Linked DNA regions of Mus musculus: region 2 is linked to region 1. Evidence: chromatin loops called from intact Hi-C (ENCODE). Cell type or tissue: heart. All regions are shown on one strand. Links, peaks and the distances in the headings refer to the core of each region. The heading gives the core; the rest is flanking DNA. Region 1 overlaps Syne1 (spectrin repeat containing, nuclear envelope 1). Region 2 holds the start of Rmnd1 (required for meiotic nuclear division 1 homolog).

Region 1 (5,376 bases), core at 50-5,049:
TTCCGAAGTGGTTCAAGATCTTGAACCACTCTTTTAAAGTTAATCTTCACAGAAAGCTACCATGCAAGACAGATTTCTTTTTACACGAGTTTAATATTTGAAAGAGCAACTAAAGCAACTTGTAGATGTTTATCTGTTGTCTGGGCTCTAGCCAACGCTGAAGGCCAAGGAGAAGGGAGCAAAAAACAACAGCAACATTTTTTTTTTCTTTTTAACCACAAGAAACTTGCACAAGATTCCCATAGCTCTTTTGTGGAACCGACTGTCTGCCAAGCAGACGGCACTCACTAGCTGTCTCCTTCTCAAAAGCAGAGATATAAATAAAGGGCTTGAGAAACTGTAGATGTGCGAATGCCTCAGAGCTGCTTAGTGGGTAGTGAGAGAAAAGACACGCTGCTCTACTAGCCTAGACGAGCGTCCCCTTCATTTGGGGCTTTGCTGCTGATGTATTTTAAAGACCTTATCACGGATCTTTCTAAACTTGGTGGACGGTAGCAATTATTTCAGCTTTCACAGATTTGGGGAGACCTAAATGTCAAAACTACGCATCCCATAATATCTGCAATATATCAACACTCAGAATCACGGAGTCAGTGTTGAGTAAACTACAAAAACACTTTAGTAGCCACATCTGTTATCTCCAGTGATCCATTTGAATACAATGTGTTGTTTCAATTCACAATGTTCCTCAGCTTCCACATGTAAGATTTCTGATACCATGTTGTAATTTTTTTCTTGATGCTAGTAGGTACTCCTGCCTTTTCAATTATTTGACATTATAAATAATATCTTATAACATCTTTCTAACATCTACTCTTTTTTATATTATTTTGCTGAAACAGGGTTTAGAATCAGGAAACAAAGCACAAGGAGAAAGAGCCAAGAGAAACAAGCAAAGACTGCACTCAGACACTCAGGTCTTTACTGACCCCTAGGAACAAAAGGTGCTTCCGAGCTGGGTGGTGCTGCACACACCTTTGATCCCAGCACTTGGGAAGCAGGGGCAGGTGGATCTCTGTGAATTTGAGGCCAGCCTCATCTATAGAGTGAGTTCTAGGGAAACCAGAGAATACCTGTCATGGCAAAAACAAATAAAAGGAAAGGGTTTTCTTTGTATCATTATCAAAACATTTTGTCTTGATGGTTGCTCCGTATTATCATAACTCTGTAGGTAAGCAAGCCAAGACACCCAAGGTCCGTGGTTCAAGTCACAGGCATACCCCACTGGCTGTAGCCCTGTTACCTTTCCAGCTTGCAAATAAAAACCTCCTGTTGAGAAGTCTAGTCGAATATTTCATCTTTCTGTATGTAAGACTTTCAAAGTGTCCATTCCAATCCTACTCCCCAGGATAAAAAACTTTATATGTAGGGATTATAGGAAGAAAGCTGTTTGGAAGTCTACCACTTAGCCTGCATATACATCCTTTTTATTATTATTTTTACTTCTTAAGAATATTCTGCAGGAGTTCTCAAGAGGAAAACACTCTGATTAGGTATAGTCATCAGTTGGAAATATCACAGATGTGATTTGATAACACATTTGACTCAGAAAATGATATGTGTGCTGGGCCTCCAGGAAGGCAAACTCATTAGTCATTATCAGCAGCCATTTTTCTATCTGCACAGCAAAATGCTTGGCAGTGCAGAGACATTTAATATCCTAAAGTGAATGGGGGGGGGGGGGGGGCGGTGTCAGTGCCTTGTGTGGAAAGTAACTATGGAGCAAGGTGTTCCGTTTTTTTCAAATGACAGAGAAACACGAGAAAAGGAAGTTGCAATTTCAAAACATACCCAAGGCCACCTGAACCTTCTGCGGTGGAATGTTGGGTTAGAATCTCCTCTCCACGGCTAGCTACTGAGCGGAGGAGGCTCTTCTGCTCGGCCAGCTCCTGTTCGAACTCCTGCACAAACGCAAACGTTATGGTCACTTCAGAGAGCAGTTGATGGTGGCTGTCACCGTCACTGCTTCCTTTCCTCAGAACGTAAGGAGGGCTCTAATAACTGTAAATCTGAGCACAGTTTAGGCAAATACTCTTGTTCTGATTAAATATACTGAAAAAGCAACAGGAACAGAAAATTTTTGCTGGACAACAGCGCCCTCATGTGGTGAAATATATTCTTTCCTTTCAAAGTCAAAGCTGTCTCAGACTAGCCAGGACAGACTCCTTACAAACATCAGTTCAGGACAGTTAAACTTGATTATCAGCCAATCTGAGTTGCGTGCACTCACAGTAAGTGAGTTTACACTTTGACATGAGAAGGTACTTATGTATTCCTTTTACACTGAGTTAGTTTCCTTAAAAAAATTAATCGACTGAAATCATTTGTATCACATCCATTTACAATTGGGTCTTGTGAGGAGTCTACTAGAAAATAGGAAACACATTTCATTTCTTTGGGGAGAAAAATGCATTTCAGAGCTTTGCCCATTCTCAGAAGCCTTGCTGGGGCTTTTGTGTTATAGTAAAATAGAAGCAAACATTGCATCAAAGAACTACTCAAGACCCATATCCATGCTGGGATGTGGATCCCAGGCCTGGCCTGGGTTCCGTTCCCAGCATTGAAACCAGAACAAAACAAAACTCATGTCAACAAAACCTACGGTCACAGAAACACTGCCCGCAAGCTCTGCTCATGGCAGAGATGCCCACAGGAAGGTGGAAAAGGCTTTACTTTTTGCTGCTGGAGGCTGCTCTGCCGCTGGTGGGTCCTTGTGGTGCGGGCTTGTGCCAGCCATTCCTGCACGCCGGGGCTCTGGGTGTCTGTGAAGTCAACATCGTTCTCCTCTTTCTCTTGTGTGACTCCCTGCTTTGAACAAGATAAGACAGGAATCAGGGGCCACACTGAAAAGTTGTTTCTCTGCCGATGAAATGAGCCAATTCAAGCCAAATAGATTATATGAAGTGTAGGTTTATTGGGAGGCTGCTCTGGGGCGGGCGAGTTCTCTGGCCCCAAGGAAGGAGGAGAGGGAAGTTGCCATTGAAAGGGAGACAGAGGAGATGATGGTAAAGGAGAGAAAAAGTGTGGGTGTCAGAGGGAGGAGGAGAGAGAGAGGGAGAGAGACTGAACAAGGAGACAAAGAATGCTGGATTATACAGTGGAATGGTGCCCAGCCCCAGGGCTGGAAAGTTTAGGGTTGGGGGAGGGGGAGGAGTATGTCAGGTAGGGACTGAAGGATGCTGGGAGAACCTGGAGGCCAGGTTTGCTTTGGTACCTACACTATGCACCTCAGTCCCTTGTCCTAGGGTTGAAACCACTCACAGGAAAACCTCACCTCACTGGAAAGACAACTCCTTTGGTGTAGTTGGGATAATGACTTCATCACCATCATTGCACTCCATTAAAAAAGTGATGGTGACACAAGACTTTGAGACTTTTAGGAACAAGAGTAAGCAGGTGATTATGTCCAGGGTTATTTCTAAGGAAGCCCATTTTTCCAGAGTAGTCTTCAAGTATTATTCTAAATTTTTTCCACATAAATATAAAACTCAACCCTTTTATGAACATATTAAAATCACACAAAGGTAAAATGCTACCCAGATAATCATTACATGTCAAACTTTGTTGTCCCTCCTCTAAAAGCTTCGCCCGGCCAACATTTCTCTCATGTTATCTATCCAAAATGGGCACAGTAGCAAGTCCTTGCTTCTTAAACAGTTTTTGTTTTTTTGTTTTGTTGTTTTTGTTTTTTGTTTTTTTTTTAAAGGTTATCAACCAAAGAGATCAACACCTTTGAGAAACAGTAAATCCACGGTTGGGTTCACATTCTAGAATTCAAGAAGAGCAAGACATGAAGGTTAATGCTGGCTGTGGACTTTGGCTGGGTACAGGGCACATGGGAGAATAGGAAGGCATAACTGCTCCTTGTGTCTGTTAGGTCTTGAGGGCTCTGCCAAAATCCACAGTATTAATCTACCCATGGATTAAAAATCGGGGTGGACAACTGAAAAGAGGTGGAACAAGGAGAAAAGCAGCCCACCGGGAAAGGGTCATTAGTGGCATTTGAAGGGTACTTTTTCTTTCCTTGCCTGAGTTTTAAAGCTTTGCCTTGCCCTTAAGCCATGATATCTTTGCCTTGCCACTATCATTAGTAAGTGTGTCATTGAGTCAAACTTCTGAAAACACAAAGCAAAAAAACCAAGTCTCTCATTCCCTAAAGTTGTCTCCATCAGTCATTTTGTCACAAGGCGGCAGAGCTTAATAACTTGCAGCAAGGGCTTCCAAGATGGCTGAACATCCTTGGCTTCCCCACCCCCACCCGCCCCAGCCTTGCCTCTTCAACTCTGTTTTCAAGAGTTGCAGGAAGTGGTCAACCTCGGAGGGGGCTGGGGCGATAATCACCGGGACACTTCAAGAGGCAGGAAAGCCTTAACTCACCCCAACCCCGACAACACTACACTCATAAGGAGGCAGCACTAACTGGATTCAGGACATTAAAAAATTAAAATTAAAAAAGGACATCAAGTTGGGAGAGATGTTATAAGGGTCCTGGGACCTGCTGAGGAGGGGAAATAAGAAGCAGACATGATCGACACTGTACACTCTATGTATGTCTAAAAGTTTCAAAGATGAAGCAAAACTGTAAGAAGCTATAAAAATTAAGAATATAAAAATGCTTATAAAATAAATTTATAAAGAAAGTAGAAAATGGCTCCCAGCTCCACCTATGAATCTCCTAAGACTTGAATTAATTCTAGGACTCTTGATTTTTGAATGTATGTTATTCAAAAAGAGCTAATTATATACGTCTGTATAATAAATAGTTCCCAGTAGCCTGGAGGCAAAGGCGGGTGTATCTCTGTGAGTTGAAGGCCAGTCTGTTCTACACAGTAAGTTCCAGAATAGCCTGGGCTACATAACAGAGAAACCCTTTCCTCTGATAGTTGCCCCCAGTATTAAATAGCTCCTGTCCAAACAAGAGTCTTTCAGTGCCATTAGAATTAGCAAAATAAACTGGGTGACAGTGGTGCATGCCTCTAACCCCAGAACTCAGGAGGCAAAAATATGTGGATTTCAGAGTTCAAGGCCAGCCTTGTCTACAGAGTGAGTTCTAGGACAGCCAGAGTTACACAGAGAAACCGTGTGTGTGTGTGTGTGTGTGTGTGTGTGTGTGTGTGTGAGCCGGGGTTGAGGGGTACAGGAGAATAACATAGTCAAGTGTCAGCTAACTGTGGGCACAGTGCTTGCCATTCTACAAATTCAAAAAGTGTCCCTGGGGGTTTTAAGGGACTTGGTGTGATAATTACAAGTGACAATCCCAAAACATGCTGCTTTCTCCCTTCATCTCACCCCCCCCCCCCCACACACACACACACACACCCTCACCATTTCCTTGCTGCTTTGGGAGTTTGGCTAGGGACGAAACAAAAAAGCAGT
Region 2 (5,376 bases), core at 250-5,249, 730 kb before region 1:
GTGCGTTACAAGAATGCCTGGTGCTACCGAGGTCAGAAGAGGGCACTGGATGCCCATCAACTCACTGCCCACTCCCTGAAGCAGCTTTTTATTTGGCTTCTAGAATACCACATTGGCCATTTTCCTTCGGTCTTTTTTTGCTGGTTCCTCATCTATTCAAGAATGTGATACATCAGGACTCAGACTCTGGGCCACTTCTCTTCCCAATCAGTCTCCCGGTGACTTTACCCGACCCCGTGTTTCATACGTCATCAGGATGAGTAGCACATATTTATCTCTAAATCCCTCTGAGCACCAACAATGTAACAAGCTCAAAACTGGGCATCTGAAGGCTTCCACAAACCACAGCCTTCCCTATTCAAGTGCCAGTCACATGCTCACATTTGCCTAAGCCCTAAACCCGGAAGTTGCTTCTGCTTTTCTCTTCAGTCCCTATTACTCGTCTGTCAGTAAATCCACTGGCCTTTTCTGACCAGTACCCACCGCAAACACTTTTGCCACCTGTCCCGAGTTTCTGGTTTTTCCCATGATGATTATAATAGCCATTTACCTGTTTATGATGGTTCACCTTTATCTGACTAGCCTCAGAACCACCATGGAGACTCACCGCTATGTCTGTGACAGACTTTCTGGGATAGGTTAACAGGAGGGAAGACCCCCTGAAATATGGATAGGACTATACCATGGGGATGGGTTGCCGGCTTTCACCACTGGACTTTCTAGTGGAGCAATGCATGGCCCCTGCCTGCTCCCGCCTCCATGCCTAATCTGCCATGCAGGACTCTAGATGAGCAGCAAACCCTTCCTCCCTTCAGCTGCTTCTCCTCAGGCAGCTTGTCACATGAAAGGCAACTGGCACACTGGCTCCCTGCCACTGTTTACAGCCTCCTACAGGTCATTCACAATGGACTACAGCAAAAATTCTGAGACCTTAACTAGAATCCTATCCTTTCCCAGAGTCAAATTTGATGATGGCTTTACATTTACAATAAAAGCCAATGCCCCTAAAACGCCCTTCTGAGCCTTCTGCAACACTGCAGCATTCCCTATAGAATGCCTTTGTTCCAGGCCCTCTGGGCCTTTCCACTCACCTGTCCACAAGCTCTCCTCCTAAGGACTTGACTCCCTCAGTGACTTGGTATAATACATATAACCAACACACATCCATCACATCCACTTTGGATTTTCAAGACTGGATTTCTCTGGATAACCTATAATTTCTCTCTTTGACTGGCCTGGAACTTGCTTTGTACACCAGGCTGGCCTCTGCCTCTGGAGTGACAGGATTAATACTTATAACCAACACTCATCCATTCTCTTGCTATTTTTTACTTTGTCCTCATATTTAGCACCACTTACATACCTTGTATTTTTAGCTTTTTAATTCATGCAATGACTACTCCTTACCGTGTGCAGTATGCTAGCTCTGGAAATGAGCAAATAAGGGATAATATATATTAGTTAGCGACAGTGATATCAGAAAGCAATAAAGGAGATTTTTGCCTCTCTTCAAAAGCAGGTTTCTGTGTTTGTCCCCCTATGCTCAGTGACAGTAGTGTCCTTGGGCACAGAGGCGTCAAGTAAATTTTTAAAATGAAACACAAGGGAGCTGCAGTTTTTGAGCATTATCCTTAAGCATAATATGTCCATGTGCCTAAGGATAGCACTAATTGCACTTAGTGTTTTAAGTTGGGAGTGGGACATGGGTAGGCCTAGGCGTTTGACGGCAGGGCTGGGGGTGGTGGTGGACATAACCAAAATATATTGTACATGAGATGCAGAATACCATCAATGAAAAAAGCGGCTGCATCCAGGTTAGATTCAGCGGGTAAGTGGGGCTGACCTTTGGGAGCACTTCTTCCAGTTCCTAAGTTCAAGGTGATTTCATGCACCTTGGCAGCTACTACTATGCCCTGCTTCCAACTCGGCGGGGTCGGGAGTGTTTGGCTTGAGGTGCTTCGGATTCCCGGCTAAATTCCCAGGCCCTGGCCGAAGCCCACACCTCCTCACCAGCTTCTCCGGCTGGGGAAGCGCGAAGCACTGACCTGTGCGCGGAGAGGACGACCGCGACGCCCACGCGCACGCTCCCGCCGCAGGAACCTCTGCGGAAACACACCCCGCCCCGCCCCGCTGCGGCGCAGGCGCACTGCAAGCCCCAGGCCGGCAAGCTGGGACACGTGACCGTCCGAACACGTGACCGCTCCGCGCCCCCCCCCCCCCCTTCCGCTCGGCGGGCTACCGCCTCCGGTCCTCCAGGGCTTCCGCTCGCGTAGCCGGAAGGCCCTTGCGCCCCATGTTCTGACCCTGGCCAGACCACCAAATAAAGTTTCTGAGTTCAAAAGCGCTTAAAAAAAAAAAAAAAAAAAAAAAAAGCTCCAACGCTTCCTTTCTGGAACCGCGGCCGTTGAACCCCGGGCGACGCCAGTTGAGTGGCTTGTGGTGCCGGTGTGATGGCCGAGTCCCCGGCGTTTCTTTCCGCTAAGGACGAGGGGTGCGTCTCGCTTTTTTTTTCTTGCGCTCTTGGGAGAAAAAACCCATGTTGGGTGAGGAAGCTGTGGGCGGTCGGGAGCGCCGGATCCTCAAGCTGAGAGTTCGAGTCCCACCTCGGTGGGAGAGAGCCGGCTCGCTGTGCTGGCCGGCGTCAGGACCTAGCTAGTTCCGCTGTGTACCTTCTTCCTTTCTGTCCCGAATTGAGACGCTGGGGCAGGAGTATTGCTGCGAGTTAAAGCCAGCTTGAGCTCGTAGTGAGTTCGAGCTCACTGTGGGATACATTAGGAAAAAGCTTGTCTCTAACAAGTGAGAAGGAAAGGCGCTGCGGGGGCCAACAATTAGGACTCATACCTACTGCGGTGTGTATTAATGGTATGGGTCAAACTAATAACTCTATATTTAAAAACGTCCTAATTTTGCGTGTGCGCGCACATGCCATTATTCGCGTTAGAGGTCAGAGGACAGCTCTGGAGCCGATTTTGTTCCTTCACCTCTCAGGAGTTCAACGAGAACTCGGTCGCGGGCAGCAGATTTATCATGTGCCTTTACCCACTGAGCCATCTCACTGGCCCCCAAAATAAACATCATTAGAAGTAGTTCTTGCAATTTTCATCTTTAGAGTTTTCCCCCCTATACACACTTCTCATGAAATTTGTTAGGCACAATCGATTCACCAAAACAGCTAATAGCAAAATGGAACAATTAGTGGGACGTTAGTTTACTTTAAATTTAATTAAAATTATTTAAAACTTACAGATCGTTGACTGCTGGAATTTTCCACTTGCAATGTTTTTAAACTGGTTGAGTGCCCCTGGGAAGGCAAACCTGTGGACAAAGGGGGAATTACAATATGCTACAACGCTGAGAGCAAAGTTATAAGTAAGAGCAGAAATAAGCATTGGCTAAGTAGCCAATCTTCTTGTCTGGCTGGATGGTTGGTTTTCTTTTGACACGGAGCTATTGAATTATGTAGTGAAGGATGACCTGGGACTCCCAATACTCCTGCCATTATACTCTGTGTCATTATAGAGGGAGACACCACTAGGCTCCAAATTCATATTTCAAATACTTTATTTTCAAATGATTTAATTAGTTTTTATGTGTTGGGGGAGTGTGGCACTCACCTGTGACATTACCCAGGAATGGACGTCAGAGGACGACTTGTGTAGGGAGTCCCCTTTGTCCTTCTACCATGTGGGTTCCAGGGATCGAACTCAGGAGGTTGTACTTGGTAGCAGGTGCCCTTCCCTGCTGAGGCCTGTCTCCAGCCCCTGGAATAGTTCCTAGGTGCTTAGGTGTGGCCTACCCTGCCCTGTAACTCTAGCTCTAGGGGATCCAGAGCCTCTGGCCCCAGCAGTCACCTGCACATACCCTACCCAGGGAAATGCAAATCAAAACCACTTTGAGATTTTCATTTCATCTTTCTAAGCCAGTGACCTAGGACCAGAGCCTGTTGAATTGCAAGACCTGTCCTTTTTTGAACTTAACCACATTGCTGAAGTCGTTTCTGATTTAGAAAAAGAAATTGAGTAGATGGAAAAGAAAATGATTCAGTCAAGTTCTGGGGCAGAACCCAGTACTACAGTTTGTGCAGTGGTCATGACAGTAGAGTTCCACATTGTCTCGGGTCTTCTGCCTTCTTCCCTCCCATCCTTCATCCAGCCCTCCCTCCCTCCCTCCCTCCCTCCCTCCCTCTCTTCCTCCCTCCCTCTCTCCTCCCTTCCCCCTTCCTCCCTTCCTCCCTTCCTCCCTTCCTCCCTTCCTCCCTTCCTCCCTTCCTCCCTTCCTCCCTTCCTCCCTTCCTCCCTTCCTTCCAGATGAATCTTATCTATCCCAGGATGGCCTTAAACTCCTGCTCCTCTTCCTGCTGTCCTCCTGAGCAGGGGTTCCAGCTGTGTGCCGCTGTGTTTTCTCCTCTTCTGGAGCTTCATTCGTACAAGACAAGTGAGCAGTTTAGGAGTTCAGTCTCATATCTATAAAGCAAATAAAACTGGTGTATTAAAATAGTCATATGAAAAGGAATTTGGACCCAAATGAGGTGTTCCAGAAACTAAAATTGGGCATGCCTTCTAGTGTCAAAGCTACTGAGTAATGCATGATATTGGACTCTCTCCTAGGTCCTTTGCATATCTTACGATTAAGGACAGAACACCGCAGATCTTAACCAAGGTTATTGATACATTGCATCGACATAAAAGTGAATTTTTTGAAAAACATGGAGAGGTAAGAACTATATTTCAGCTTTAATTTTGTGCTAGTTCTTCACAAGAATAACAGTATTTATAGAAGGTTTCCGCTCTCATGTAAAGACTGTTTCTGGCATAAATACTTACCTGCTTTTCTGTGTGTTGAGGTAGCCTCTGGTTGACCTGTGCACTAATAGCTTAGTCTCCCTAGACCTTAGTGGTCATAAATGATGGCCTTGACTTCTCTGAAGAGCTTTTGAGGTGTCACAGCGACCTGTCTGTCTTACAGCATCTGTGTTACTAATTGGAGCCCTTGAGTCCCCTAAGTGCAAACCTCGGGGTGAAGGGCAGTGGGGATTACAGTTGCTTGACAACACAATGTGATTAAACACAGGAAAGACTTTCTGGTTGGGGTAGAGGACGACTTTAAAATTCACCGTGCCTGTTTAATCAACAGGTGAGAAAACAACAACAAGTAAGTAATTACGTTAATGTGGATAAAGCCTTTAAAGCTATGGGACCAGTTATCTCTGGATTGTGCGGCATGCAGTTGTACCTTCTTCCCTTCCTTCTTCCCTCCCTGCCTGCCTTGCTTCCTTCCTGTCCTTTTAATTTAAGACAAGGTTTTGAGTACCTAAAGATCTTGAACACGTGGATTACAGTTGTGAGCCACCATATGCAGATTGTACACTGCTGGAGG

The links. A loop is a pair of places that touch in the nucleus more often than their neighbours do. Peaks named below come from ENCODE experiments on the same cell type or tissue, not always from the same donor. Only the 100,000 strongest peaks of a DNase experiment are listed, where the experiment ranks them.
Region 2: it touches region 1 in a loop (2.7-fold over the local background); 7 of 42 quality-filtered maps call a loop at or near these places.

Annotation. Positions count from the first base shown.
Region 1 is chr10:5,159,661-5,165,036 of GRCm38, forward strand. Syne1 (spectrin repeat containing, nuclear envelope 1) reads right to left here. Exons shown (of 146, transcript NM_001347711.1): 98 at 2,674-2,808; 99 at 1,792-1,901. Among named protein-coding and RNA genes, the nearest start is that of Gm51757, 160 kb to the right of the region's middle. In heart, for the core only: a CTCF peak has its summit at 2,099 (motif pointing left); no DNase peak of the experiment used is centred there.
Region 2 is chr10:4,430,221-4,435,596 of GRCm38, forward strand. Rmnd1 (required for meiotic nuclear division 1 homolog) reads right to left here and starts at 2,168. Exons shown (of 13, transcript NM_025343.6): 1 at 2,046-2,168. It overlaps Armt1 (acidic residue methyltransferase 1), which reads left to right and starts at 2,385. Exons shown (of 5, transcript NM_024261.2): 1 at 2,385-2,491; 2 at 4,608-4,713. The coding sequence starts at 2,451. In heart, for the core only: CTCF peaks have their summits at 901 and 3,322; DNase peaks (open chromatin) are centred at 331, 751, 2,121 and 2,451; H3K4me3 peaks cover 2,906 bases; H3K27ac peaks cover 2,477 bases.